Regions from separate parts of the Mus musculus genome. Here region 2 is linked to region 1. A link is a contact called in ENCODE Hi-C or POLR2A ChIA-PET data. All regions are on one chromosome and are shown on one strand. The core of a region is the stretch at or near the end of the contact, and the rest is flanking DNA. Distances in the headings are between cores, read along the strand shown. Region 1 holds the start of Cd274 (CD274 antigen). Region 2 overlaps Pdcd1lg2 (programmed cell death 1 ligand 2).

What was found. Hi-C counts contacts between places; a loop is a spot of excess contacts on that map. ChIA-PET counts read pairs that join two places held with the same protein, here RNA polymerase II (POLR2A).
Region 2: POLR2A ChIA-PET joins it to region 1 with 13 read pairs in Patski. The contact joins the enhancer-like site here to the promoter of Cd274 in region 1. A Hi-C loop is called at or near these places in 3 of 37 maps with a recorded cell type or tissue (Patski, T-helper 1 cell and T-helper 2 cell). POLR2A ChIA-PET finds 5 or more read pairs at or near these places in 1 of 5 experiments (Patski).

What each region holds. Positions count from the first base shown.
Region 1 is chr19:29,364,497-29,371,204 of GRCm38, reverse strand. Cd274 (CD274 antigen) reads right to left here and starts at 3,767. Exons shown (of 7, transcript NM_021893.3): 1 at 3,699-3,767. It also overlaps a transcript of Plgrkt not described here.
Region 2 is chr19:29,464,493-29,471,892 of GRCm38, reverse strand. Pdcd1lg2 (programmed cell death 1 ligand 2) reads right to left here. Exons shown (of 6, transcript NM_021396.2): 6 at 1-1,377. Among named protein-coding and RNA genes, the nearest start is that of A930007I19Rik, 54 kb to the left of the region's middle. Within about 2 kb of position 2,762, at least 2 of the 3 ENCODE cell types and tissues checked have a DNase peak (open chromatin) inside an H3K27ac peak, as active enhancers do.

The DNA of each region.
Region 1 (6,708 bases), core at 2,518-5,017:
CCTGTCTTGGAAATTCATCTTAGAAAATATAAGTCATATGTAACAGAGATGACACAGCCAACAACAGTCCCAGACTTGAAATACCCCATGTATTAGCTAATAAAACTGTGTATACTCAAAATACCGTGACGGATAACTGTGTATACTCAAAATACCGTGACGGATAGATTTCAGTATATGCACAGGGGATGAGTTTGCAGAGAAGTAGGAAGGAGCTTAGAGGGTAGTATATAAACAAAAATATTCTTGTGTCGTAGAACAACCCCACTTCTCTTGAAGACACTGCCTGACAGTGATTATCTGCAAAGGTAATTGTGGCTTTTATAGGGAAGACAGGTAAGTTCTTACACATTTATACTTAAAAAAAAGTTTTGTTTTTTTTTTTTTTACTTATTTTATGTATGTGAGTACACTGTCACTGTCTCTAGACACACCAGAAGAGGGCATCAGATCCCATTACAGATGGTTGTGAGCCACCATGTGGTTGGTGCAGTTTGAACTCAGTACCTCCGGAAGAGCAGCCAGTGCTCTTAACTGCTGAGCCATCTCTTTAGCCCACATTTATACTTTTTTTAAAGGGAAAGAGATAGAAAAGGAGAGATGAAATAGCAAATTTTTTCTTCATTTTTTTGTGTGTGTGTCCAATTTTCAAATGAGTGAATAATCATTTTACTTATTAGGAAAAATAAATCATTACACCTATCGAATTTCTTGTGAGGGACCCTGAAACGGAGCTCAGACGTTGTCACTGAGGTAGAGTGACCATTTCAGTTTATTTTTATGGTTGGATATTGTTGGTGTTGTTATAAAAACGAATGTAGGCACATTACACACATTCTCCTCTAGGGACCGTTTGGTAATATTGGCTAACATATTTATTTGGTTGCCAAAGCTTGCTTGGGACGAAGGAGAGCTGTTACTGATGTGATGAAATAGAGGCCCGAGATGCTGCCAAGACCCTGCCCTGCCGCCTTCCCCCCCTCCCGCCCCCCGCCCCGCCCCAAGGTGACAGACACTGAGATGGCCTACAGCACCACCAGTGCCAAGCTGGAGAAACGGTGACCACTCTCAGCATGTCTGTCAATAGTTTCTGTTCAGCCATTTTCCTCTACACTTTTAAAGATTGATTTATTTTATGTGTAAGAGTGTTTTGTCTGGGACTGGAGGGATGGCTCAGAGGTTAAGAGCACTGGCTGCTCTTACCAAAGTCCTGAGTTTAATTCCTAGCAACCATATGGTAGCTTACAACCAACCACCTATGAGACCTGGTGCTCTCCTCTGCCCTTCAGGTGTACACGCAGGCAGAACCCCATATAAATAATATAGAAAGAAATCTGTTTTGGGGTTTTGTTTTTGTTTTTTAAGAATGTTTTGCCTGCTTGTACATCTGCTTGCCATATGTGTGCCTAGTACCTCTGAGGTATCTCTCCAGCCCCCGTTGTCTCACACATGTAATAGCCATTTTTAAAATGTAAGATTATGGCATAATTTCCCCAAGTCTTGTATTTAACAGGCCCCTAACACGGAGCGCCTTTGCTGTTATGTGTTGTCCCTTTTTTCAGAGTCACAAATATGTGTGTGCTTGGCCAATGTTTGGGCGAGTACCAGTTGTGTACCAGGTCCAAGTTTAGGCTTGAATTATAGATTTCCCTAAGGAGATCTGCGGATCTAGGGAGAAAGACTATGGCAACTGATACCACTACATCTTTGTGCAGCACAAACATTACTTTTTAGATCCCCCCATTCAATTCTTGAAAAATGCAACTTGATTTGTTTAAATAAATATTTAGCTCTCAATAATTACCTGATTACTTATTTTGACTGTTAAGGTCATAGCCTTCTTGCTGATTATTATGAATCATTGATGTTAGAAAAGGGCAGATGCAACAGCATCTGAGAGACTGGGGGAAGAGGCTAGCCTGGGCTACATAGTGAGACTCTGTCTCAAACAACAACAAGAGCATGAAAATAAAAACAAACAACAACAACAAAACAAAAAATAAACAAACCAAACCAAACCAAGGACATTTACAAAAAGAGCAAAATCAAATGACTCATTATTAATCATATCTCTCCAGTTCATCTGCCCAAGCAGATGAGGCAGGATGACATCCAGGCCTGTGAGGACACAGTGACTGTTGCAATGAGGCCCTGGGAGAAATGGCCAAGCCGAGTACTAGACAGTCACAATGAGGTACATGATATCCACTGAAGACTGTACCTAATTTTTCCTACGTTGATGGCAGACTCAGTTGGAACAGTTATCTATTGCTTATGAGTCTGCTTTAAAGCTTAGTATAAAGTCTGAAAGGTGATGGGTTGGGTCTGATAGTCACCTTCTTCAGTATCATATCCTCCCCTCCCTGGCTCTCAGGGTGCAGGTGTGAGCAGTAGATCAAAAGGGGAAATTCAGGGACCATGTAAATCAGCATGGCCTTTGACCTCTAAACCTGCACCTCTTACATGGGCTAAGAGTCCAGGGTCACCTTCTCCCTCCCTCCGGCAAGAAACTGTAACCTTTCACAAATTCCCAGACAAGAGCTGAGAGCCTTTCACAGAACAGAGTTTAAAGTAAAGAAGTGACGCTCATTCAAGATGGGGAAATAGGTTTGTCCCAGGGGAAGTCCAGATGAAGATCTTGGAACGCCACTTCTTTATCTTCCCATGGGGGGGGGGGGCACGGGGGGGGATGGGGGGGGGAAGAGTGCCTGGGGCGGGGAGGGGAAGCAGATGCAAACTTCCTTTCTCAAAAGAGTGAAAATTTACCCAGTTTTCAAATTCTATCAAATGATCCTGAACCCTGTGCTCAAATCCATCCCTTCTCCATCCCTCCTTAGAGCAGCATATAACCACTATCATGTCTTCCTATCTATGATGCTCAGCTGGGAAAGGTGAATATTTTCCCTGTATAAAGTTCTCCTTAAACACCGCTTGGTCACTATCATCATCAGCTGCGGATACTTTCTGGAATGTATTCTCAGGTTGTTGTTTTTTTTTTTTCTACACAAAGGCCTTTCAGACACTCAAACATAATGAAGTACTTATACATATAAGAGTTTATCTAAATGAAATACCTAGCCATATTCCAGACAGTCACATACACAGATGGTCAGTGGATGACTGAGCTAGTAAGGCACTATTACTAACCTGTGCATTCCTCAGTGGGAGAGTGATGCCCTTTAATAACCCAGCACAATGGAATATAGCAATTAAAAAAAAACTGGCTAAGTAATTCATAGGAAAGCACCTGTAATAATTTATTTTTAAAAAAAGATAGAATATTGTACTTTCACCTCTTATGACAACCCCAACCTAAACTTTAACATAGCCTAGGTCACTGTATCTAAGAACTGTTTGGGACATTTTCTTCCAAAAATCCTTTAGGTTCTCTGGGCAGATAGAATGAAAATCTTAAGCTCCAGCATCCTAGACCTCGACAGAGGAAGGGACCTCCGGAGATGCTTCAAGTGGAAAGACCCAGTCATTGCTAGCAAACAGTCAAGTCGCGCTAGGACCAATTAATTCATCTCTTCTGACCCAGCTACCTACCCACAAGATCCATAAACACACAAAACTGCGGATTCTGAGTTCTTAACTTTCCCAGGAAACCGGTTCCCTTCTCCGTCCTAAAAAGGTCTAGGGATTCTGGCTCTTTAAAGTGCCCTGCAAGCGGATTCCGCGAGAAGATGCTCCCTTACCTGCAGGCGAGGAGACTGGCCCGCGACGTGCAAGTGCAGCCTGGCATGAGGCTTGGGGACCACGATTTCCTGGTCTTATCTCGAGTTCAGAGCCCCGCCCACTCCGCGGAAGCCTTGTCCAACCTCCGCTGTCTGTGAAACCGAAGCCACCCAGTCCCTTTGAGCATGAGTTTATCTCATAGTATTTCCTGCGGATGACTTTAGAGTCAGCTTTGGGATATTCACAGTTTAAGAAAAAACGAAACTAGGCTTCGGTGCGGTGACACACGCCTTAATTCCAGTACTCAGGAGCCAGTGGCAGGTGAGTCTCTGGTCTATAGAGAGAGCTCCAAGACAACCGGGCTGCTACTGAGAGGCTGTCGATAAAAACAAAAACAAACAAACACTATTTAAAAACGAAACTAAAAGTGAAAGTGAAACCTGCATTAGCTTTCTTGTAAATCAGGTTCCCTCAAAGAAACAGTCCAGAGTAAACAACTCAGCTCTATTTTGGGTGGGAGTGGAACCTGAGGTCGGGGGTGGGGGTGGGGGGGAGCGTGTGCTTGGAGATCCACATAGGTTGCCTTCCTCTACAGCTCCCACCTTGATTTTTGAAAGAGGGTCTCTCTTACCTAACCTCGGGCTCGCAGCTGGCCAAACTAGCCGGCCAGCGTGGTCCAGGGATCCCCATCCGCGCCCCTGCTGCCAGGGCTAGGGTCTCAGAAATGGGCCATCACTGCATTTATTATGGGTAATGAGGACCCGAATTTCAAATCTTCAGGCTTGAGCAGTGAGCGCTTTAGAAGCAAAATATCTGAAGTCATAAGATCTCTGACTTAAATTTTATCTTCAGAATCCAGACACTTCAAATTACCATCCGATTCCCCATCTCTTTCAAGCCCTTTCTGGATACGTGGATACGTGACAGTCTTGACATGACTTTACATATAGAGTTATACAACCTATAGAGTTAATATCAAGCAAATGACTCAGTTTTAATTCTAGAAAGTAGGTGTGTCTGTATAATAGGAAATATATTTTTAAATCGTGGATTTGGTGACTTCCTCAAAGTTCCTCGACATAATGAAACCAGTTGTCTTGCCGTTCAAGAACTTCCCATCTCGAACCGTGCCCTTTGTGAACGCTGTGGATCACGGCCAGTCTCGGGATCCAGGTGGGGGAAGTCTATTCTAAATGATGTTGAGAAAGACTTTCTGCGAACTGGAAGTGTGGACTTTTTCCAAGACAAAACCTTGGGAACTCCACAGAGCACTGTCATCTTTAAACATTTCACTGTTGGACTTCAAGGGCCTTCTTCATTCTCTGCTTTCCCCCACTTACTTACTAAAACTACTATTCCAAAGTAGTGCACTGGGTGAATACTGGGGTGTCCGCTGGCTTAGTTGTAATGAGATTTTCACATTCTCAAAGCATCTCCATTTTTAACTTGGAAGTCATTGGGGTTGATGCTGCCTAAAGGATCTATAGAGAATGTGGCACTCTAAACAGCAACAATAAAATTGGAATAAGACCAGAGCCTCAGCTGAGATAGTCCCTCTTCCAAATGTCTTTTGAACCCCAATAATAGAATAAAGCAATTAAAGTTAGAGATAACATTAGTTGGCTGACTGAAAATAAAATATAGACTTTATATGTGGAAATTCAGTCTAAACATATGTGTGTGTATATACACGTGCACAGACAAAACATATTTCTAGTTAATAGGTTTGTGTTTGTTTGTTTGTTTGTTTGTTTTTGGTTTTTCGAGACAGGGTTTCTCTGTGTCCTGGAACTCTGTAGACCAGGCTGGCCTCGAACTCAGAAATCCGCCTGCCTCTGCCTCCCCAGTGCTGGGATTAAAGGTGTGCGCCACCACGCCTGGCCAAGCTTTATGATATGTTAGTATGGTTGTGACTATTCAGATCTGTAAAAAATTCACTTTAGAGACCCACTCCTTAGCTGAGTTCCCTTGGTTCCATAAGGATCTGAGAGGTGAGGATTAAGCCACACCCCCTTAGTAGTCTCTATGATATGTGAATTCCTTCTAAAGCTAGAAGAGGTGAGGTGGTTTGGTTTTGTTTGTTTTGTTAAAGCATTGCTTACAGTCTACATAAATTCTCCACAGAGAAGGCAAGGGGTGACTGAACCTGGTCTCTCTGAAGCTCTCCATGGGAACTGGGGCCTGCTGCTTTCGCTGATTTGCATATGAGTAATCTGAAGAGTCGCCCCACCCCCACTCCTCCACCTGTTTCTACTCCTCCGACATTTATTCTCCCATGAAGTTGTCCATGCCCCCTTAATGAAGTTTTGGTATCCTCCAGAAATAGAAAGTGAGGATGTGACTTTTATACACACACACATACATGTATACATGTATATATGTGTGTGTGTGTGTGTGTGTGTGTGTGTGTGTGTGTGTGTGTGTATAAAATCACCATCTCAAAAATACACATAAGCCAAAATAGCCTAGGCAAGGAGATAAGTATCCCTGAAAATGATATGAGTTTTTGTGATTTGGACAAAATGAATAGAGAAACGGTCAGACAAGAGAAAAACAGCGGCTAGCCAAGACTGAAGAGTGGAACAAATCTCTAATGTCATTTCTAATCTTGCTGTTTCCTGTTCATACCCCACCTGGCCTACTCATTTCAGGGAGATAAACCTCCTTGCTGCTCCCAGTCTGCTTAGCTGACGATGAAGACCAAGCAACCATCTCAAGGGTAAGGCACTACACAAAGTGATTCCGGAGATACCCAACCTGCAGGAGGGACAAACTGCAAAGGCTGAAGGGGAGCAAGCGTGGACAGTTCCTGCAGAGAATATTACTGTGCTGCAGTCTAGACTGAAAGGCTGGCTCTCATCACGTCTCAGAGGGCCTGGAGGGTTAAGGAGAAAGGTTGGTTCCCAGTGGTAATGCAAAGTCATTGGAGAGTGCCAGAAGCAAGGGTCAGGCTGCGTGGGTCTGGAGTTACAGTTAGTTGTAAGCTGCTAAGAATCAAACCTTGGTGCTTTGGGGTGCCCGTAACTGGAT
Region 2 (7,400 bases), core at 1,513-4,012, 100 kb before region 1:
ACCAATCACACACCTGAGAGGCGAGGTCCAGTGTAAGGAAGTTTGCACACCAGGAAGGACTTTTCTCTCTGTCCTGCTGTCTGGTATCTTAGGCTAAGGTGTGGAATCTGTGAGAGAGCCACCTTGCTGCAATGGGCATCTAAATGCAACTCAGAGATTTCACATAAACGATTACATTTTTGTGCTTCAAAGGCATTTTCTGAAGTTTTGTTGGGCAGATGGTGATAAAATAAGATGCACACTTCAAATCTTAATTTCACAACCATTTGGTCCCATTGACTCCAAATTCTGCTGAGTCTAAACACCAGGTAAAGAGCTGGCTTCAGGCTCCCTAACCTACAGGGGTCACAGTAGCTAATGTGCACATTTGGACAGCCCGAAGGTTAGTGAATTCACTGAGCTCCATGGCTGCAGTTTAAGTTAGCACCTTTATGTATTCTGAGCAACCCTGCCCCCAAACACTAACCTGAAAGGACTTCCAGAACGCCCACCCTCAAGTGCCCTAACAATGACATCACCACATTACAGTTATAGAAACAAAGCAACAGGAATGCTCAATGTAAAATCACGCAGAAAGCTAGGGAAGAAGGCTTAGCTTGGGGGACAGGCTATTCCAGCTTCCCATCTGAAATGGCTGAAGAAACAATTCACTGGCATGATGATTTTTTTTCTTAAGGAGATACCACTGAGAAACACTACCACTACCACCAAAACAACCAAACCCCACACCGTTTTGTTTTAAAAGATGTAGTTGAAAGAAGAGACACAAGAAACAGTGATATCACAGGTTACAACAATTACCTTGTGACTCACACTTTAAAAACAGAAAAGTAGAAACAAATACCACAGTGGGGGTACTTAACGTGTTGCTTAAATGCTTCCAGTTAATTAGAACTTCAGAGGCTGCCAGGATTCTAGGATGCTGTAAAACACATCAGTTATGACTTTGTTTATGAAAAACCCTGTCTGAAGCTTCCAAGTCCCCGGAGGAAATGAGGGCTATAAATAACTCTATTGACAATCTATTTTAGTAACTGGGAATTTCCATGTCTCCCTGCGGAAAGCAGGAGGTGGGGGTGGGGCGGAGAGCAATTCCTTTTGTTCTCACCCTGAAAGTCATTAGGAGCCTTAGGCCCTCACTGGGGTCCAGGATCCCAGGGGTAAGTCTAAAGTGCCATTGGGGTCTTGCTGTTCAGAGAGTCTTGAGACAGAGGGAAGATTGTCAGTCTTACAAGCTCCTCTTCGGAGCCCTGGGTCACCGTCCAAAGGGTTCAAAAGTGCAAATGGCAGGTCCTGCAAGATTCTCACTTTGAGTCCAGAAGTCTCTTGAGGGTTTCCCATCAGATCCTTCCAACTCCCAAGACCGCAGGTCCAGATCTGGGAAGAAGAGACCACAAACAGGAAAAATAAATAAATCATTGACTAGAACATACATATAACCTCTCAAAGTAGACTGGAGAGAGAAACCACCTTTAAAAAAAATAGTAATCTATGTATCGGGACCAGCAGGGTTCAAAGCCTTTCATGATACACCCTCCCATTTCCCCACTCTAAGTTTCTCTCCAGCACTACTTTAGGACCCCTACCCAACACCCACCCTATGGACCCCAGACAGCTATACTATAATGAAACACTTCATAGGGTGTCAGATGCCCTGGAGCAGGAGTTACAGGCAGCAGTGAGAGAGACAATGGGAACTGAACTTAGGTCCTCTGCAAGAGCTGCAAACCCTCTTAACCACAGAGCTCTCTCCAGGCCCTTTACTTCTGTTTTTAAAGGCTTTGGCAGTTCCAACAAGCTGGCCTACTCTATGCTCTCAGCCAAGTGCATGGCCAAGATGGCTGCTCCCTCATCTCTTGGTTCATTTGTCATATCTACTTGGATAGGCTACAGGGCCCACAATCTTATCAAATGCTAGTCTTGATGTTGCCATGCGCTTTACAGTTATAATTAATGTGTTGTATCAGCTAAATTCTACATAGCTTATATGCCAATATAGCTTCCTTCTAATCAGGTGAGACCTTGAGAACAAATTCCTAGAGATGAAGAAACCCTGCCTGGAGAATGTGATATGGAAACTCTGCCTCTGTTTCGACCTGCTGGCCTACTGCACAAAGGTCAGCCTCACTCTCCCCACAGTCATGGGCACTGACCCTTTAAAATGAATCTACCTGTCTCTTTCCCTCTGCTGCTTTCCCCTCCCCCACTCCAGGCTCTGTTTCTCTGGAGAGACCCTGGCCCCAGGACAACAGGTACCAGGTTTCCCAGCTATCTCATTTCTCTGCCAGTTACTTCACTGTCAGAATGTCAGATAAGGAGGCCTGAGACATTTCTGATTATATGGTTAAATGTCTGTTACAAAATACTCATGATCAAAAAAAAAAAAAAAAAAAAGTAAATAAAAGAAAAATAATTAAAAAACAAAAAACCAAAATACTCATGATCATGTTGACTCAACAAAGACGTTCTAATACCGCAGAGCACGTGGGCATGCGAGAGGATGAGACATTCAGGAGATTATGTGTTCTTGGTGTTCTCAAATATGTCTCTACCCTAAATGATCCATGCCTCGGGCCTCGCTGTTAGCGGTTTGTTTACTTCTAGCCATGAAGCTATAAATAGGTCCCCAGTGTGTGAGTTGGCTAATCTGGTAATTTTTTATCTAGCATTTAATAACTAGCAGACATTCCATAAACACCTCCATGTCTGTCTTCTTGCCAGTGGAGAGTTAGAGTTGAGCTGGCAGGTTGCCCAAGCCCTGTCTGGTCACCTCAGGCCTCCTCCCCTCCTTTCATCACATGCTTGCTTGCTGGAGACCAGAGTTTGTCACCTCTGCTCTCAGGCCCCTCCCACGTCTTCCCTGTCCTGAGTACTTGAAGGAGTCCCACTGAAGAAAGACACTGAGCCTATCGGACCTACACAAGCAGGTGCCTCCGGGTCAAGGATATCATTTTATAGGAATTGGGATTTTCGTTTCTGAAGAAATGGGTATTTTAATCAGGCTCGCCAAGGCGGATGAGAAAATTTGCTGGGTCAAGAAAATCTAATTGCTGATTCAGAGCTCAGTTGTAATCAGACCTCAGTGTGGAACTTCCCGAGTTTGTCCCATGGCTCTGTACCCAGGCTGTGGGCCTACAGTAATTGCTTTCAGATCAATTGCTGGTAGGCGTGGGAAAAAGTCTGAGAGCCCATGTTCATTCTTTTCCATCGAATTTTGTACTGAGGATTGCTATCTCTTACGGATGAGACAAAGGCTTCCTGGGGTTGTTTTTGATGTGTTTATAAAAAGATAAGGAGAGGGGGGATATGTTCTATGGAGATGTAGTCAGGTATGGGGGAAAGCAGTGCCTCTGAGGGCCCATGCTGAGGCATCCCTTCCCCCTGAGGGACCAGCCACAGGACAGTATAGTATAAAATAGAGTTTATTTGGGGCATGGTCAGGGGAGTTAAGAGGGTAGTAGAGGCTGGGCGTGGTGGCGCACACTTTTAATCCCAGCACATGGGAGGCAGAGGCAGGCAGATTTCTGAGTTCGAGGCCAACCTGGTCTACAAAGTGAGTTCCAGGACAGCCAAGGGTATACAGAGAAACCCTGTCTCAAAAAACAAAACAAAAATAAAACAAAACAAAAAACAAAAAAAAAAGAGGGTAGTAGAGTCAGAGAAAGGCAGAGAGAGAGAGAGAGAGAGAGAGAGAGAGAGAGAGAGAGAGAGAGGAGGCTGGTCATGAGCATGTGGAGGGAGAGGGGGAGGGGGGAGAAGTGACAAGAGGACAGAGCAAGATCAAGAGAGTAAGAGTAAGAGAGGAGCAACAGAGAGAGGAGAGGGCAAGAAGCCCCTTTTATAGTGGATCAGGCCTACCTAGCTGTTGCCAGGTAACTGTGGAGAGGAGCTTAGACAGAACACTAACAGTTTTCATAACTGGTGGGTTTGGAATTGTGGTGCTATACACAGCAGCTTGAACATGCCAAGCTTCTGACACAGAGGTATTTCAAAGTCTTCTGATTGCTCTATATCATTTTGGTCAACTCAAGTGCCACATCACATGAGTGCTAAACCATAAAAGAAGGGGATCTTACCAAGAAAGGTAAACATTCCATTTGTCCCACATAACTCACGTGTGGCCATTCCCCTGCAAGCTTTATACCAGGCAAGGAAAAAATGATCAGGGTGAGGCAAGAGGAAAACCTGGTTCAGGCTGATTTGATTGTAGCGGGTGATGAACCAGGATTTCTAGAGTCTGTCCCAGATCATTTTACTTTAGCCATATTTAAGCACAGCACAATTTAAAAAAAAAAAGTATTCAGAGAACAATGAACTCAGTCCCGAGTATATAATAATTTAAGCCATGCTTACACTGAGATTCTTTACAAAACACATCTGGCTTCTTTCACAGGAATAGGTACTGTTGACTCAGAGACAGTGCCCGAGATTTAGGGTCTAGGTAAGAATGGCCGAGGTAAACATAAGGCCTGTGGGTGTCAGCATTGGCCTGGCCCTAAGATAGCACAGGTGACATCCCACATGAGGATGGGTTTTGTGGTCTAAAAGTCATTACTCAAGGTTTGAAGGGGGAGGGTATTGTCTGGAAGAAATGAAGTCTGGGAGATACGAGCAGAGCCTGTCTCATCAGACAGCAAGGGATCGCCAGGTTATAAAACTCCATCATTCCTGGCGTTCCAGGAAGAGCATCTATCTGCACACCTCATTCCATCGAAGAGGCAAGCCGTGTGTTTACCTTTCCTGGCTTCTTCAGTGCTTATCTGTGTGCACAAGGCCTTTCTTCGCTCTACACCCAAGCCTATGCGGGTCCCAGAAGCCCTGATTTGAAGCCCTACGCCTTCCACTCAACCAGCCTGCAGGAGTGTGGAACCCTCCCTTCTGACAACCACAGCACATCCTGTCTCTTGCGCTGGTTCTAGCTGTGAGCCTGCCAACGCCATCAAAAGACGTCATTGCTCCTGCTTCATTGCTGACAGCTCATAGTCCCATAATGTATTCCTGGTTTTTTTTTTTTTTACATAATTTAAAAATTTTGTTCTTTTCTTATATATTACACCCAACCACCGTTTACCCTTCCTCTTTCCCTCATTTCCTTTCCCCACTCCATCCCCCAATCCACCCTTCCTCCATTTCCCTTCAGAAAAGGGTAGGCCTCTAAGGGTTATTAACCAAACATGACATATCAATTTGCAATAAGACCGGGAACCTCCCCATCTATTAGGGCTGGACTGGCAACCCAGTAGGAGGAAAAGGGTCCCAAAAGCCGGCAAAAGAGTCAGAGACAGCCCCCATTCTCACTGTTAGGAGTCTCACGAGAAGATCAAGCTACACAACCATAACATATATGCAGAGGGCCGAAGCCAGACCCACGCAGGCCCCCTGGTTGTCAGTTCAGGCTCTGTGACCTTCTATGAGCCCTGGTTAGTGGATTCTGTAGTTTTCTTGCGGTGTCCTTGACCCCTCTGGCTCCTGCAGTCCTCCCTCCCTGCTTTCTGTGCTTAGTGGATTCTGTGGTTTTCTTGCGGTGTCCTTGACCCCTCTGGCTCCTGCAGTCCTCCCTCCCTGCTTTCTGGAGGATTCCCTGAATGCTCCCTAGTGTCTGGCTGTGGGTCTTTGCATCTGTTCCCATCAGTTGTTGCATGAAACCCCTCTGATGACTTTAGTATGGAATATTTAAAAACCTCCAACTTATCAAATGGGGCATTTAGAAAGAATTTTTTTTTAATCAGAATTTTGTTTTGGCTTTGTAATGAATAGTTTTTTTAAAAAAAAATTATTGATTTGTGTGTGTGTGTGTGTGTGTGTGTGTGTGTGTGTGTGTGAATCATGTACTCCAACCCCATTCATCTTCCTGTCCCTTAGTATCTACCTCTGCTCTTGCAACCTTTACCCCAGAATAAAATAAACTAGAATAAAGTAAAATACCAAAAAAAAAAAAAAAAAAAACCAAAATAAAACCCTTGCTGTGGAAGCTATAGTGTGTCATAGTGTGTCTGTCCCACAGTCCCACAGAACTCCCTTTGGTCCACTCTATTTACTTGCAAATGAACATTGCCATGAGACTTTGGTCTGGTTCATGGCTTCTGGCTCCTGCTGGACCCTTACAGGGACTCCTTTGGACAGCCTGTTGTTGCCCTGTGTCATGGAGACCCTGCAGCTTTAGATTTGTAGGAGCATCCCTACAGTTCCAGCAGTTCAGAGTTGAGGTCAAGCCAATTCAAAACCCTACATCTGAGCCTGGGTGGTAGATGAGTTGGTCAGCCTCTCTGCTCTCCTGTACACTCACCACCAGGGCAAGCTCTCTAACACTTCCTGGCTAGCTCACCCAATCTACAGCAGGCAAGGTGCAGGGCCAGCTCTTTTGCAGGGGCCCAGCTCTACTCTGCTACCCAGGCAAGGTGCAGGACACCCTCTCTGGGTACTGTAGCCAGTGAGAAGTAGGGTCAGCTCTCCTGCTCTCATGATTTGGGGGCCAGCCCTTCCACCTGAAGTAGTTGGTGAGGGGCAAGGGGGCATTTCTCTTTTACCCATGCTGCCCCATGTCAGACAAGTGATGGGGCCAGTATGCCTGCTCCCCTATCACCAGGATAATCTCTATTCTGCTGCCCAGATGAGGCACATGGCCTACTCTCCTACCTGGGGGCTGCAGCTGGTGAGGGGCAGGACCATCTCCTGCCCTCCTGCCACCATGGTCAGCTCTTCTGAACCCACGGCACCAGAGCCGTCTCTCGCACACTGCCTACGTAAGGGATGGTATGGTTGCCAGCTCAGCATAGTGCTTGAACATCAACGTGGCCTCAGGCAGCCCAGACCAGGGTCGTCTGCATGGCCTTTTATTGTAGTCTCCCCCAGCCTGAACCTGAAGCAGGCTGGTACAGACCTTGTCACCACTGAGGTGGGGCCACCTGCGGTGCAGCTTTCTGACTTGACTGTCTTCTTTTGAAGTGTCAACTGCCCTGAGATTCTGCTACCTATCTTCCTGAGACATTCCTGAATAAGCAACCAAGTGCTGACAGCATGGCGACATGGCGACAAAGCACCAAGGATGCAAGGATGGACTGGGGGGGTGGGGCGCGGGGGAGGACATGGGCCTTCCCCCTTATAAGCACACTCTCTTAGTAAACTCACGAGCCTTGATCAGAGAAAAATTTGTCTTGGCTTCATCATTCTTTTCTCACAGTCTAGTCTCTTTCAGCCCCAGCCTGCCTTCCAGAAATACCCGGTTCACGTAGGCCGTAGGCTGGCATCCCACAACATTTTATTGGTAACATCGGCCTCAGACATCAACACAGACCCTGTCTGGGACAGGACTACAGTCCTAGACATGACTCCAGGCAGCAGCATAGGCCTGGATACCACCATGGGCACAGCAGTGCTGCACTCGTACACCCACATGGTCT